2 separate regions of the Homo sapiens genome follow, and region 1 is linked to region 2. A link is a loop called in an ENCODE intact Hi-C map of the cell type or tissue named here. Cell type or tissue: breast epithelium. All regions are shown on one strand.

Region 1 (8,000 bases), 150 kb before region 2:
GAGGATTCCGCCCCACCGGGAATGCATCGGTCTGCACCTGTCTGTTGCCATTTTCAGGGTTAGCAGGGCCACTGGAAAATTTCCTCAGTACCATTTTGGGTCAATGTAAAGGATAATTGAAGTGCATGTTTCTGTAAATTCCACGTGCTCAGAGAGATTTCAAGTAAACACAGGAAAATAAGAACTGTGGGCTTGAGCCATATGTTGGCTGGCCACGTGGGGCAGGAAGAACACACACTGTCCAGGCAGTGAGTAACTGAAAACCAAGTGCCCACAGACACCATCCACTGCCAGAACTTGGGAAGCTGGGGTCCCAAGGGACAGTCCCCTCTGCTCACCCTCTCCCCTCCTTTCTTTCTCACCCTCTCAACAAACTTTAGTGGAGTTGGCTTTTTTTCCTAGAGGCCTTCATAGCCACTTTTTCCCCTCTCCAGGTGGTAGCCTGGGACCTACTGTGCAGAAGGACACACAGGTCTGAATTGAGGTCAAGCCAGGAAGAGGAAGAAGTGCAGAGCAGGGCAGCCACTGGCTTCTGAAATCCAATGGAAGAGGCGGCACCATTTAGTAGCATGACATTCTGTCTGCAAACCACCATGATGATATTGTTACTAAGTAGAAGAATCCCTTTTAAAAGAACTTTCGATATATTATAACATACTATAACAAGATGGGAAGACATTTTCCTTTTAATAAATTGATTTTCTTAAAGGAGATTTCAACTTTCCAGTGATGGACACTTTTCCTGGCTTCCACTTGTTTTCTGAAGGTTTCCATTTGGGTGTGATTTCTTAGCAAACAAGAGCCTTCCCAAACATTGCCTGCAGACATCTTGGTCTGTAGAAACACCTTATAAGGAGATCAACGTATAACACAGTCTTTTTCTACCTAGAGAATTAGCAAAGGGTGAAATTTGGTATGACAGGGGTCTTCCCTGGATTCCTTTCAATGTAGTCCAAGGAAGAACTAACTTAGGCTGAATTCTATTAAGACAAGGTTATCACAATATTTACAAGATTATTTATCAGGATTATATCAATTAAATATTTTGGGGGAAAAAATTGCCATACAAAAATCATATTAAAATTGAGCCAAGCAGTGAAACAACTCTGAAATGGCCTAGAAATAACATGTATTTGATATTCACTTTTTCTGAATACAGATGTGATCTTCATGCCATCATTGACCCCAGGTGGTAAGGATCATTAATGTTTCTAGAATCCTACACTGGGCAGCTGATGCCTGTAATCCTAGCATTTTGAGGGGCCAAGGAGGGAGCATCTCTTGAGCCCAGGAGTTAGAGAGCAGCCTGGGCAACACAGCGAGACCCCATCTCTACAAAAATATTTTAAAACTTAGCCGGGCATGGCAGCATGCACTTGTAGTCCCAGCTACTTGGGAGGCTGATGTGGGAGGATCATTTGAGTGTGGGAGATGGAGGCTGCAGTGAGCTGTGGTCACACCACTACACTCCAGCCTCAGTGACAGAATGAGACTCTGTCTCAGAAAAAAATAAACGATTTTAAAAATTTTAAACCCTTAAAAATAAGTAAATAATAAATTCCTACACTGTTGTACAGTTAACGGCCCCAATTACTAAGCTCAAAGGGAATTACCCAGAAAAGGCAAGAAAAACCTAAGTGTGAACTATGGCTATAGAGAAACAAATATATGGCTTGTAATATAAATAGGTTTCATATACATAAGAGTGTAGGCATACATTGCAATGTATCATCTCATCTGACCCTGCTACCAAATAAACCACAATGTGATTTTGCTACTGTGGAATCCACTGTGAAACGAGTCATATTTCAAAGAGGTATTTTTAGTGATTTTTAAGGGCAAGAATTCACAGACTTCAGATCTGGGTTCCACGTGACCATGACAAGCACTTGGTCAGTTCTGCGGCTTGGGCTCCAAATTCAATGTGTGGATCACCACTGACTCAAACTAACTCTATCTGTAAGATGATTCAAAAGAGACAATTTGGAAAAACAGAAGGGAGGAAAGACTTGAGAAAGAGTGAGCTTTTACAACTAAACAGTATTTGCTTGAATTTAAACACCACTTAAAACATAGACAACAAAGACAAAAAGCATCAGTGAAAATGTATGTCCCTTTTACATTCCAAATACAGGCCCAGAAAGCAATAAGCAAAAGGCACAGCTGGGCTCTGTATAGCCGACTTGTTGATGTTTAATGCAGGTACCACTCTGATCTCAGCCCCCAGATAGAAGCATATACTCTAGTGATGGCCCAGGAAGACGTCGACCAGCACAAAGCATCACCACACTTCCCACATTCTGAGTTGGATGCAACCATTCTCTTAGAAACCTAGTCTTGACTGGGTGTGGTGGCTCACGCCTGTAATCCCAACACTCTGAGAGGCCAAGGAGGGCGGATCACTTGAGGTCAGGAGTTCGAGACCAGCCTAGCCAACAGGACGAAACCCTGTCTCTACTAAAAATATTAAAAAATCAGCTGGGTATGGTGAAATGCACCTGTAATCCCACCTACTTGGGAGACTGCGGCACAAGAATTGCTTGAACCCGGAAGATGGAGGCTGCAGTGAGCAAAGATGGCACCACTGCACTCCAGCCTGGGTGACAGAGGGAGTCTCTGTCTAAAAAAAAAAAAAAAAAAGCAAAACAAACAAAAACAAAACAGTCGCTTCTGCACTCATGGTAACATCCTTTACCATTTAATCTCTCCTAGAAGACAGGGCATTGCCATACCATTACTCACTTGAAGATGAGAAGTGGAGGATTTGTTAGGACTGCAGGTGATGAGGAGAGACTCAAACAGAATGTTAGATTCTGACCGATCTGCTCTGGTTTCACACACTTCTTTCCCTTCCTAAGAATCTGCTTTTCCCTTCATGTACTTTTTCCTGTTTTCAGTATCACTGGGTCATTTCTAGTAACTCTGCTTAAGTGATCCTGTCAGCTACAGGGCGTGGGTGGGTTATTCAGCTCTGCCTCACAGAACACTCACCCTCCATCTCTGAGTCAGTTGCCTTTTAATGGAAATACTATTCGCTGATCATGTTCATACCGGCCCAGTTTTGTTTCTCTTGACAATGGCCCAGGTGTTTTTCTCTTCTGATTGAGTTTTGGGGTAAGCTCAGCATCTTTGTTGTTGTTGTTTGTTTTATTACATTTCCATTTTTACTGGAGGGGAAAGATCAGAGTCAATGTGATCCAGCTGCTGCACGTCAGTCCCGCCACATGACCTGCACTGTTACATCCAAAGCGTGCAGGGAAAAGGCTGCGTGCTCAGGTCCAGAAGTTCATAAAGGCAGCCTCTCCCATCAGCTCACCGGTGGCTGCCAGCCTCCATGCCGCCTTGCTCTCTCTAGGCTACTGGTTTTTGCAACCTTCTGCTTTTGTCCACTCATAACTTTGATAAGTACCGTGTCACCTTCTCATACGTGGAAAACATGTGGTCAGCGATTCGGCATGTTTAATGGTGCTTGAACAATACAAAGGGGAGCTGTCATCCATCTTTTGTTTTCTCATTATCAGTTTTCAGGCCACGTTCTAAACAAGGACGACAACCAACAGAACATCATTCCCTGGTGTCCCAGTCCTTGCTTACTTTGAATCTCCTCACCACCTTCAGTCCTTTCTAAGGTCACGTACGGGCATCCACCGTCTTTTTTCCTAAACAGAATACTTTGCAAAGTCAAGTATTGGCATTTCGTATTTAAGCCATGCATCCTCAAGGAGGCTAAAATTAGTTCTTGAAGGATGAAAAACGTCTTATTCCTTTTCTGTATAAAGCACAGATATACCTAAATGTAGACATACGTATATGTATAATGCAAAGTACTAAAACAGTATATCTGTGGTATTAAATTTTCATGTGAGGAGGGACAATTAGGAAAAAAAATCAGAAAATGCTTTTTAGGAGGTTGATCATGAAAACAGGAGGTTGGTCATGAAAAAAAAGGTTGAAAAACACTAATTTAAGCCTAAATGTAACTACATTACAAAATGTCACTACTTCTTGCTGGTTTTGGCACCAGTGCCTCAGGTGACACAGAAATACTAAGTTTTCTTTTATTCTGATATGCTTAAGGTATCCCCAAAATGATTTCTCTAAGTTGGGAATTGAAAGGGTTATGTTACACTCATTCACTCTTTAACAAGTCACATACACGTCACCTCCTATTTTAGAAGCCAATGGGTATTAAAGCACAAGAAATAAAACCACTGAAAAAGCAAAAAATAAAAAGGAAAGAAATAAAGACTCGGCACTCTGACACAGATGAAGCAGATGATTATGTTTATTTAAAACAGCAACTTATTTTTTAATGTCTATGAACTAAAGATTTCTCAGGACATCTTATTTCATGTTAAGTGTCCAATGCAGCAATCTTTGCCTTGCAAAGCCCATTACAAATAGGCTTGTGCATTCCAGAAAGGAAGCATGCATTTAACTTTCCCAAATATGTAATATGCAATTCTTTTTTTTAAATTTTTTACTTGCTTGGAGCAAAGACTGAAAGCAAGTATTTAATCTCGCTTCCTTTGCCAGTGCAAACGTAACTAATTCTGATCCTCATTTCCATTTCTTCCTTAATCTTTTTAAATCAGGGTTGGGCCAGCATTTATTCCCAACCTTTTGGAGAAGTAGCCTGTATTTCAAATGGGGCCGCGATGCTACCGCATGTTGTCCTGACCAGTGCCGTCCTGATCCTTGCTGGAGAAAGAAATGGAGGCATTTTACTCACAATCACAGAGCTTACGTATGCCAGCATTACAGAATGCAAAAAATAACTTTGCAACAATCTGAAAGGGTAATTTATGGAGCGTGGACAGTAAATGGGGTATGTTTTCTGTCCTGAAAATCCCAGATGAGGGCAGGCTTATGAATAATTTTCAAAAATCAGGAAGTCTGTGGAAATCCCTACTGTCTTATAAAGATTGCACCGTGCTCATCGCATCTCCCACGGCCTCTGCCTCCTCCTCCACCTCCTCCGAGGTTCCTTGGTCCTGACTCCTAATGGCAAGGGCCAAAGAACACAGGCACCTGCCTCCAGCAAATCCACTCCGATTCCCCCTCATTCCCAGACACAAATTTCCATGAAAACCAGACAGAGGACAGAAAGCAGGGGCAGGATATTCCAAAAGCACTTCAGATCTGCAGCCTGATTTCATTGGACTCGCTGGCTTGTTTCTTTTAGTCCCTGGGTGTGTTGACTGCAGGAGAAACCTCACTAACGACGACACTTCAGAACTGTGAGTCCAAACACTTAAGGAAGGACGTGCCCAGGAGGAAGGTCTAGAAGCTCAGAGACAGTGAGGAAGGGGCATTGCTCAGCGATGCTTAGATGCCTTCATGAGCTGACTCTACTGGGAGTCACTTGTCATGCCCCTGAATCCACCCACACATCTCTATAACATATGAAAACTGTTCAGCCCAAAGGAAAAAATAAACTCGATGGTTCTCATTAATCCAAGTTTAACTAAACACAACAGTTTCCAAGAGTACATTTCAGCCATTTCGCACCCGCAGATACCCAACCTGAGAAGCTGATGGGAAACGGCTGTTTTGGCATCACCGAGGGCTGCGGCAGGCAGCACCCAGGGGGCTTCTGTCTCCCCTGTGGCGCTGCAGCTGAGAGCCACACCCATGAGCTGATGACGTAGCGTTTCTCTCAAAGGTCTCCCTTGATGATGTGGCAAACTGCAAGGACCAAGCACAGAGGCACCTGGACACCAACCCTTCCCTGCGAGCCACATGGCCAGTCAAACGTTCTGGTTACCGGGGATGACACGCTTTTTCCGACAAGATTTTAAGCACTTGTGGCTTACATCAATGTGGTCTCGTATTCATTGTGTGTTTAGACCACTTGCCTCGCACGTTCTCATATTTACACATGTTCACTGAACGTAACCTCAAGTGAATTATTTAAGAAGCCTTAATGTGCTTCAGACTGCTCAAATATAATTTAGACTTTAAATTAAATTTGTACTCTGATACGAAACTGCAATGCTTGAATGCAGCTTACGGCATCAAGTGGACATGCAGGAGGCCTTGGAATAGAATTTCAGTTACCCCTAAAGGGCTCACACCTAGTGGCCCACGTTCCTTATAGGACGAAACAAGATTCAACTACAAAATCCAACTCATTGCCTACGTTTGAAAGCTGGGGAGCCTGCAGTACACAAGATAAAGTCTTGCTTCTCCATTTGTCCTTACGTGACCCTACAATGAAGCATCGCTACACACCAGAGACGTATAATGCTAGACGCGAGAACACACAGTCATGCTCCTTGGTCAGAGGTTTTGGGTATGGTTGGGTGTTTTAATAAACCACAATATTCCTTCTCCTTCACTGTTTGGTTACCAATAATTGTGCTGCCTTAGGTGTAAAATTCAATATGGTGATTAGAGTCTAGAGAAGCCACACTTATTTTATTTAGCAGTTTTTGTTTTATTTTTACAGTAAGCACTGCCCACTGGGAAAAATAAACCAAAATAAAAAGAGTGAAATTCCCTTATTATGCACTAGCGATAATGAAAACAAACTTATCTACAAAGAACCACAGACGAGAAATTTGCCTAGAGACCAGCTACTGGAACTAAAAACAAATTTCTTATTCAGGAAAATGTGAATGAGTAAGAATCTGCTAGTGAAGTTTCTTACTTTGCACAAAAAATTAAATGAAATCTTAACTTTAAGAGTAGCATAGGCTGGGCACGGTGGCTCAGCCTGTAATCCCAACACTTTGGGAGGCTGAGGCAGGAGGACTGCCTGAACTCATGAGTTCCAGACCAGCCTGGGCAACATGGCGAAACCCTGTCTCTACTAACAATACAAAAAATTAGCCGGGTATGGTGGTGTGCACCTGTAGTCCCTGCTACTCAGGAGGCTGAAGCACAAGAATCGCTTGAACCCAGGAGGCGGACGTTGCAGTGAGCCAAGATCGCACCACTGCACTCCAGCCTGCGCAACAGAGCAAGACTCTGTCTCAAGAAATAAAAATTAAAAAAAAAAGAGTGGCATAGTTAAAAGGGTAGAAGGTTACTCAATGACGCATCACGTATAGTACACATATAGCACACTGATAATAACAAATGGCATGTAAGCACTGTGGATTGACTTCAGAAGACTTTTCCATAAGCTTCAGTATCACAAACGAAGGGAAAAGCCTGTGTTATGTGCAACCTGTCATGATCAAATAGTGTGAATATGTCCTTGTAAAGGTTAATTCTATAGCAATACATTTAGTTGATGTGCTTTCTTCCTCTGGGATTCTAGCACTTTAAGAATGCCGTTCTTCAAAATAATCAATTGTATTATTCTCAAGAAACATGCAAAATAAGAAATTTGTCATCAAGCTGGAATTATCTTTAAATAGAGGATATTCAAATAGCATTTTTATGCCTGGAGTTGTCGCAGCATGATTCCGGCAAAAGCCGCACTATTTGTTAGCTGGCACACAGAGTTTTGGCCTGAAATTCAGTATTTTATTTTACCCTTTAAAAGCATGAAGTGACTCAACAGGAAATTATACATACATTTTTCCCTCCAATGTAAAAACTGCAGATCTAGTACCGAACATGTCACGCTGGCATTCAATTTTCTATTGCTATCATATCTGGTTCCTTAGTGACATAAGGTCACAAAACTTCTACTCCTGTGGCCAAGAGACATAATAGATGTTGCGGTTGCTCATTATATTAAATTTGAATTCCTAAGCTAAACATTCTAGACCTGCACTATTCGGCATGGTGGCCACTAGCCACATGTGACTATGGAGCCCTTGAAATGTGACCAGCCCAGATGGAGACGTGCTGTAAATATACACTACACAATGGATTTTGAAGATTTCATATAGAAAAAAAATAAAGTCAAATATCTCATCCATATTTTACACTGATTACATTTGAAATGGTAGTATTTTCAGCATGTGTTACATAAATTACATTATTAAAATTAATTCCACCTGTCCCTGTCTTTTTTAATTTGGCTACTGGAAGATTTAAAACTA
Region 2 (8,000 bases):
ACATTGACTTCTCCTCTCTAGCTATGAAAATCTTAGGTAGTATCTTCTAATACAAGGTTGTTTCATCTACACTGAAAATCTGTGATTTAGTGTAGTCACCTTCATCAATGATCTTAGCTAGATCTTCAGGATAACTTGCCGCAGCTTCTCCATCAGCATTTGCTGCTTCACCCTGCACTTTTACATTCTCGAGATGACTTCTTTTTTTAAATGTCATGAACCAATCTCTGCTTATGCAGCTTCCTCATACCTCTCAGGCATCACAGAATTGAAGAGAGTTAGGGCCTTGCTCTGGATTAGGCTCTGGCTTAAGGGAATGTTGTGGCTGGTTTGGTGTTCTATCCAGACCACTCAAACTCTCCGCGTCAGCATAAGGCTGTTTCACTTTCTTACCATTCATGTGTTTGCTGGAGTAGCATTTTTAATTTACTTGAAGAACTTTCTCTTTGCATCCACAACTTGGCTATTTGGCACAAGAGGCCTGGCTTTTGGCCTATCTTGGTTTTGACATGTCTTCCTCACTCAGCTTAATCATTTCTAGTTTTTTATTTAAAGTGGGATACGTGTGACCCTTTCTTTCACTTGAACACTTGGAGGCCACTGCAGGCTTATTAACTGGCCTAATTTCAATATTGTTGTGCCTCAAGGAATAAGGAGGTCCAAGGAGAGGGAGAGAGACAGGGAAATGCCCAGCCAGTGGAGCAGTCAGAATACATACACATTTATTGATTCCGTTCACTGTTTTCTGTGGGTACAGTTTGTGGTTCCCCAAAACGATTATAATAATAATATCAAGGACCACTGACCACAGACCACCACAACAGATAGAATAATAATAAATTTGTGCAAATAAATAATAAAAAAACATTGTGAAAATTACCAAAATGGGACACAGAGATAGGAAGTGAGCCCATGCCTTTGGAGACATGGCACCAGTGGACCTGCTGTATACCACAACCTTCAGTTTATAAAGAACATGGTATCTGTAAAGTACGATAAGGTAAAGCACAGTAAAACGAGGTGTGCCAGTGTTGGGGAGCACATCTGGCTGCCTGGCATAGTATTGACTGAAAGAAAGATAACAGAGGGAGGGTATCTGAAAAGTAACTGCCAGATGCTATGGTGCCTGCTCCTTTGCAGTCAGGGAGAAGAGAAAGAAGAGACTGATTATCAAAGAAATCCCAAAGCTAGAATCCGCAGACCCCCATTCCAGATTCATTAAAAGTGGACAAGAGATAGGGGAGCCTGAGGATTGTCCCTGGTTGACTGGAAGGTCACCCAGGAGGAAGGGGTGTACCTCAGAGATGGACAGGGATGGGCCTTCTGCTCGTCCTACAGGCACCCATTCTCAGCACAGGCTCATCCAGCCAAAGACTAAATTTCCCAGCCTCCTTTGCAACTAGATGATATCACGTGACAAAATCCAGACCAATGGGCCTGCCATGTGCAATTCTGATTAGTGCCCTTAGGAAGATGAGCCTCTGCTTCTCTTTCCTCCTTTCCTAGGGAGGAATGCAAATGTGGTAGGGAGACATCTTCAACCAGGAGAATGAGGACACAGCAAGGTGGGAGGATCCTAAGTCCCAAAACTACCACAACATCACCAAGCCAACAAACCAGCCTAGGGTCACCTTCCCCAAGTGTTATGGGAGTGAATAATAAACCTCTATTTCTTTTTTTTTTTTTTCCTTCGAGACAGGGTCTTGCTCTGTAACCCAGGCTGGAGTGCAGTGGCACAATCTTGGCTCACTGCAACATCCACCTCCCAGCTTCAAGTAATTCTCATGCCTCAGCCTCCCAAGTTGCTGGGATTATAGGTGCCCGCCACCACATCTTGCTAAATTTTGTAATTTTAGTAGAGCCAGGGTTTTGCCAGGTTGCCCAGGCTGGTCTCAAACTCCTGACCTCAAGTAATGCATCTGCCCTGGCTTCCCAAAGTGCTGGGATTACACAGGAGTGAGCCACTGCACCTGGCCAAACCTCTATTTCATTTAAGCCCCTGTATGTGTGGCCTCCTGTTACTGATGTTATTTTCATGTGTTATTCTACGCGAGGGGCAGAACAACTTGCTTTTGTTGTATTTCAAGTGACTGTATCGCTGAACCAACCACTCTCGGAGCCACACTTCCTCTGCCTACAGGCTCTGTGTTGACTTGTGGCATGAAGAACACCTGTGAGGTATCCACAGCATACACCAGCCCAGGGACGGAGGCCACATGGGCCTGAGCCTGCAGCTGGCAGTGGCGGACACAGATGCTCCAGCAGGAGTGAGGGGAAACACTCCACCAAATGAAGGCCTCAGGGTCATTCGGACCTCGTGGAAACAAGTTGTATCAGGTTTGCTGGCGAAGCAGCTAGGAGGCTGTGGCAGCTGTTATTTATTCTTCAGTAGGACATTTGGCGCAATGTCTTACATCTTCATGGGTAATTAGACAAAAAGAGCTCACCACCCCTAGGTGATGTCAATGCAGAGGGAGAGTCCTAGTGACATACTACGGGCTTGGCCTCAGTCACTGTTTGTTCAATGACTTGCTTATCAGGGTTATATGTGGGCCAAAGCAGTTACTAATAGAAGAGACCTTGGATAACAAACTCGAGGGTCATAAAGATCTGGAGAGGCTGGAATGATACACTGAACCTACACAGACTCATTCATTCCTCCCCCATCTGTTCATTCAGTGAAAGCATATTCATCAACACCCAGAGGACGCCAGGCACTCAGGAAGGTGCTGGGACACCACAGGTGAAAAGGGTCCGGTTCTCACTGACCCTGCGCTTTCGTATGTGGAGAAAGACAATGAAATACAACAGACCGAGGCAGGTGGATCACCTGAGGTCAGGAGTTCAAGACCAGCCTGGCCAACAACGCAAAACCCCGTCTCTACTAAAAATACAAAAATTAGCTGGGCATGGTGGCACGTGCCTGTAATCCTAGCTACTTGGGAGGCTGAGGCAGGAGAATCGCTTGAACCTGGGAGGCGGAGGTTGCAGTGAGCCGAGATTATACTACTGCCCTCCAGCCTGGGGAGGAGAGAAAGACTGTCTCAAAAAAACAAAAACAAAAACAAAAGACAAAAAAAAAACAGATAAAGCAACAAAATCATTTTTGGAGAGATAATGCTGGGAGCGCATTATTGGCAGGATGTGATAGTGACATGAAAGTAAGGCTCTTTCCGCTTGGGATCGGCAAGAACTGCCCTGAGCCAGTGACATTTGCCCATTTGCCTCAGATGATGAAAAGGAGCCAGGCTTGAGAGCCAGGTGGAAAGAACGCCAGGGAGCAGCGAGTGCAAAGTCCCCAGGGGGCAGCAACGGGAGTTTTCCAGGAACAGACCCAGGCAGGTACACTGGAGTGTGACCAGCAAAGAGGAGAATGAGGAAGGGGGTGGGGACCAGGTCACAGAGGGCATGGTGAGGAGTTTTGGATTCTCTTCTCTGCAGGGTGAGAAACCTTCTGGGAATTTTGAGGAGAGAGGTGGCGTCATAGGATTAACTTCTCCAAAGGCTACATTGGCTGCTGTGTGCAGGGTGGATTCTAGGAGGTAGAACAGAGGAGAGCTGGGAGGCTCTTGCATGGTGGTGATGACCAGGGCACTAGAGAAGAGACTGTGCTTGAGATGTGTTCTGGAAGCAGAGTCCACGGCATTTGCTGATGGTTTATGGGAGTAAAGGAAGAAGAGAAATCCAGGACAACTCCAGGTCTTTTGCTGAGCAACCGGTGGGTGGTGGTACCGGTTCCTGGGACGAGAAGCCCTTTTCTCCATCTCTGCTAATAACTCGCTGGCCTGAGCCAGCCTCGTCACTTGCCTTTAATGCTCCTGTGGTCACATGGCTGGCTGCCCTGCTGCCACCACGCCTCTTCCCCATGGTCTGGGATTGATCATGTGCAGGGCAGCACCTGAGGTCCACATTAACACTCCCACACACCAACAGATGAGCTTGGAAGGAAGCCCCTGTGTGGTTCACACACAGGAAATAGGCGGGTGGTCACTGTGTGGGACTGTCTTGGATGGCAGGTCAATGGCACATCTCTGGTCGAGGAGGGGAATAAGGACACCAGGCAGGGGAGATGCCTGAGTTGAAGGAGTGAGACCAAGGCAGAAGCCCACCCAGAGGATGAGGGCTGAGGGAAAGAGAAGGTTCTCATGCACAGTGAACAGGAAGCAGGGGGCTCTCCGGACCCGGAAGTGACCCTGGGCCGGCCAGGGGACAGACCAGTCTCTACTAGACCATGGGGCTGGCTCTGGGGGTATTTTAGGTCTCCAGGTTGATGTCTGCAAGGCCAGCTTTTTTTTTTTTTTTTTTTTTTTGGAGACAAGGTCTTGCTCTGTTGCCCAGGCTGCAGTGCAGTGGCTCAATGCAACCTCCACCTCCCAGGCTCAAGCAATTCTCCCACCTCAGCTTCCTGAGTAGCTAGGACTACAGGCACGCACCACCATGCCTGGCTAATTCTTGCATTTTTTGTAAAAATGGGGTCTCACCATGTTGTTCGGGCTAAGGCCAGCTTTTTCTTGCTGATGCAGGAAGAGGGACTGGATCAGACTCAAATCTGAGAGGCCCTGGAGGACCCAGCTATGAGAAACTAGCAATGAACTAGAGCAGGAGGGCCAAAGGCAGCCTGCTGGCTTCTTCTCATTTTTCCAGCCTCTGACACCTCACACCATTATGAACATGTAATTGACCTGAATTTGTAAATTCTTATTCTTTTTTTTAATGATTTCTTTCCTGCATGAATGGCAGAGGGTGACTCATCCCCAGGGACGGGGCTCAACCTTTCAACATGAACTCACCACCATGTAACGCGTGCGGCCCCCACTGGCTGAAGCCATTTGATAAATCCCTTTTTCTCATTTTTACAGAGAGAAGGTCTAAGATCCAAGCTACAGCCTAATTCAGCCATTTGCCCTTTACCCGAGTTTTTCAATATACTCCACACTTTCTTACTCCTGCTGAGAGCCCCACTTTCCTTGAATGCATTCCTCTCTTGGCTCCCTCCCTGCCGCCGGCCTCCTCCCTCTCTCTCCCTTCCAGGTCACTTCTCGTGATGAGATTGGACTTGTTTCCTGGGGCTCTGGTAACAAGTTAGCTTAAAACAGAGAAATGGACCCTTTCACAGTTCTGGAGGCCAGAAGTCTGAAATCAAGGTGTTGGAAGGGCCACTCTCCCTCTGAAGCCCCAGTAGAGGATCCTTCGTGGCCTCTTCCAGCTCCGGGGTCCCTGACACCCCCCGGCTTATGCCCGCTTCTCTCCCCTCACTGCCTCCGTCCTCACACGGCCATCTTCTCATCTCCTTGTATCTCTTCTCTGTGTGTCTCTTATAAGGACACTTGTCATTTGACTCAGGACCCAGCAGGATAACCCAGGATAATCTCATCTTGAGATCCATCACTTACTACAACTGCAAAGTCCTTTTTTTAGATGGAATTTCGTGCTTGTCACCCAGGCTGGAGTGCAATGGCACGATCTAGGCTCGCTGCAACCTCTGCATCTGGGTTCAAGTGATTCTCCTGCCTCAGCCTCCTGAGTAGCAGGGATTAAAGGCACCTGTCACCATACCCGTCTAATTTTTGTATGTTTAGTAGAGACGGGGTTTCACCATGTTGGCCAGTCTGGTCTCAAACTCCTGAGCTCAGATGATCTACCCACCTTTGCCTCCCAAAGTGCGTGAGCCACCGCACCCAGCCAGGGCTGCTCTTAAATGATGAAACCAATGGGCTCTACAGCCTCAAATGCTGAGGGTCAAGCTGTGTCCTCTTCTGCCAAGAACAAGGAAGTGGTATGTCTGAGTGATATGTCATTGCTCATTGTCTGCCATAAGGTTGGGACAAAGAGCAGAGGTCTGGGCCTGGCTCTCAGCTTAGCCAGCCAGGCCCCCGGGCCAGGCTGAGTCACTGTGTCCTCACTGCTTAACCCAGGGTAGCAGTGCTCACTCTGCTTATTGCAGGGCAAGGGGCAATGGAGCTGCTATCTGGGAAACAGTTTGAAAACTGTGAAGGGCTCCACAGGTAAAGTGCCATTCTGTTTGTTTTAGTGGGGAATCACTCTAGGAAAAAATTAGGAGGATTTTGGTCCTGAATCCTCTAGAAGTGTGCTCTGCGACTTTGGGCAAATTATTTAAACTGAAGATAGTAATGCTACTCAAAATCAGTAGTGTCACAGACGTGTCCACCTAGGAAAGGTATAAAGTACTATATAAATGTGAGGTTCTATCATTATTATAGTGTTTACCATTTCAGCAAAGTATTGTAAAAGACATTACATAATGCATTTGCATCTTTTTACTGATAAAACTTCTACTGTAAGCATTAGTACTTACTAACCAGCATTTTACATTTTCCTTTGAAAGGGCGAAATTCCTTCCGCAGAATTAAATCGTGTAATTTTTCCAACAGATATTTATTGAGTGCTGTGCATCAGGATTTATTCTAAGCATTGCAGGAAAGTAGTGAACAAAGCAGATATAATTCCTTCCCTAATGGGGTGGAATTTGTGCTGTGGAGACAGAGAATTATTAAGGTAAAAAAGCAAAAGATAAAGAACGTAACGATAAGGGCTTAAGAAAAAAAAACTCATTCGGTGTCAGAAAGGAGTTGTTGAAATTTTAGGTGGGGTGGCCAGGGAAGGCTTCACCAAAGGTGACTATTTAGTAAAGATCTGGCAGCGGTGACAGTAGGAGTCACACGGACTCCTGGGAAGACCCTTCTAGGGAGAGGGAACAGCTCAGGAGGGAGTTGGCCTGGTGCCCAGAGCAGGAACTGAACATGGAGGCAGAGACTCAGTCATGTAACTGCTGGAGGCTGAGTCTCAGGGCCTCCAGGGGCGTGGCGGGCTTGGGCTCAGGCCTTTCTTCTGAGTCACACAAGAGCTGTTGGAGGGTTTTACCTGAGGACGGACAGGCTGACTGCCGTTTAAACAGGATCCCTCTGGCTGCTGTGTTGAGAATGGGTATCACGTTTAGAAGCCTTTTGAAATAAGTATTTGAATGCACAAGTCATACTGAAAGTCATTTTTTAAATGTCAAATGCTTGCCTTTTCCCCTAAACTAGAGCAGGTCATTCTTGCAGTGAAATAGTCCACTCACTTTTCTATAGTAGGATGAAAAGAAAGAAACGAGAAGGCACGACTTGCTGTATCTAGTCAAACATTCTTGCTACCAAGAAACATTCACGCTCCGAGTGGAGAAGGGGCTGCCTGCATCTCGTGCCCTCTGGGTGAGCCCGGCTATGTCTTCCTTCACCACCCTCTGCTGGGAGGGTGGGAGCTGAGGGGACAAGGACACCTGAGAGAGGCCTGTGATGGGCTGCCCAGTGCCACCCAAGCCCCTACTGCACATCTTCCGCCCCAGCCCAGGTTGGTCCAGAAAAAGAACATCAAGTGTTGTTACCCAATTCTGGTGTCAAAGACACCCTAAGAGTCCTCCATTGCTACTGACCAGCAGTTTCACATGTACCTACAAACAGAAATGGGGTAATTGGGTTTAATAAAAAAAAAAAATACATTGGCCATAAAAAGGAATGAAGTTCATCCATGCAGTACATGCTACAGCACAAAAGAACCTTGAGAATATTATGTTCAGTGAAAGAAGGCAGTCACGAATGACCACATATTGTATGATTCCATTCTTATGAAGTGTCCAGAACACTTCATAAATCATAAGGCAAATCCATAGTATCGGAAGGTAGATCCATGGTTGCTTAGGGTTGGGGGTCGGAGGGATAATGGGGTGATAGCTAATCAAAACAGCTTTGTTTTTGAGGTGATGAAAATGTTCTAAAAGGGACTTCGATAATGGTTGTACTTACCTGTGAATATTCTTTTTTTTAAATATTCTTTTTTTTTTTTGAGACATAGTCTAACTCACTCTGTCACCTAGGCTGGAGGGCAGTGGCACGATCTTGGCTCACTGCAACCCCTGCCTCCCGGGCTAAAGCGATTCTCCTGCCTCAGCCTCTTGAGTTGCTGGGATTACAGGCATGCACTACCACACCCAGCTAATTTTT

What was found. Peaks named below come from ENCODE experiments on the same cell type or tissue, not always from the same donor. Only the 100,000 strongest peaks of a DNase experiment are listed, where the experiment ranks them.
Region 1: a loop joins it to region 2, with 12 times the contacts of the local background. A loop is called at or near these places in 2 of 110 quality-filtered maps.

The regions. Positions count from the first base shown.
Region 1 is chr21:38,643,658-38,651,657 of GRCh38, forward strand. It overlaps a transcript of ERG not described here. Among named protein-coding and RNA genes, the nearest start is that of LINC00114, 130 kb to the right of the region's middle. In breast epithelium, no CTCF peak of the experiment used is centred here; no DNase peak of the experiment used is centred here; H3K27ac peaks cover 52 bases; H3K27me3 peaks cover 451 bases.
Region 2 is chr21:38,791,843-38,799,842 of GRCh38, forward strand. No RefSeq gene overlaps it. Among named protein-coding and RNA genes, the nearest start is that of ETS2, 10 kb to the right of the region's middle. In breast epithelium, no CTCF peak of the experiment used is centred here; a DNase peak (open chromatin) is centred at 3,288.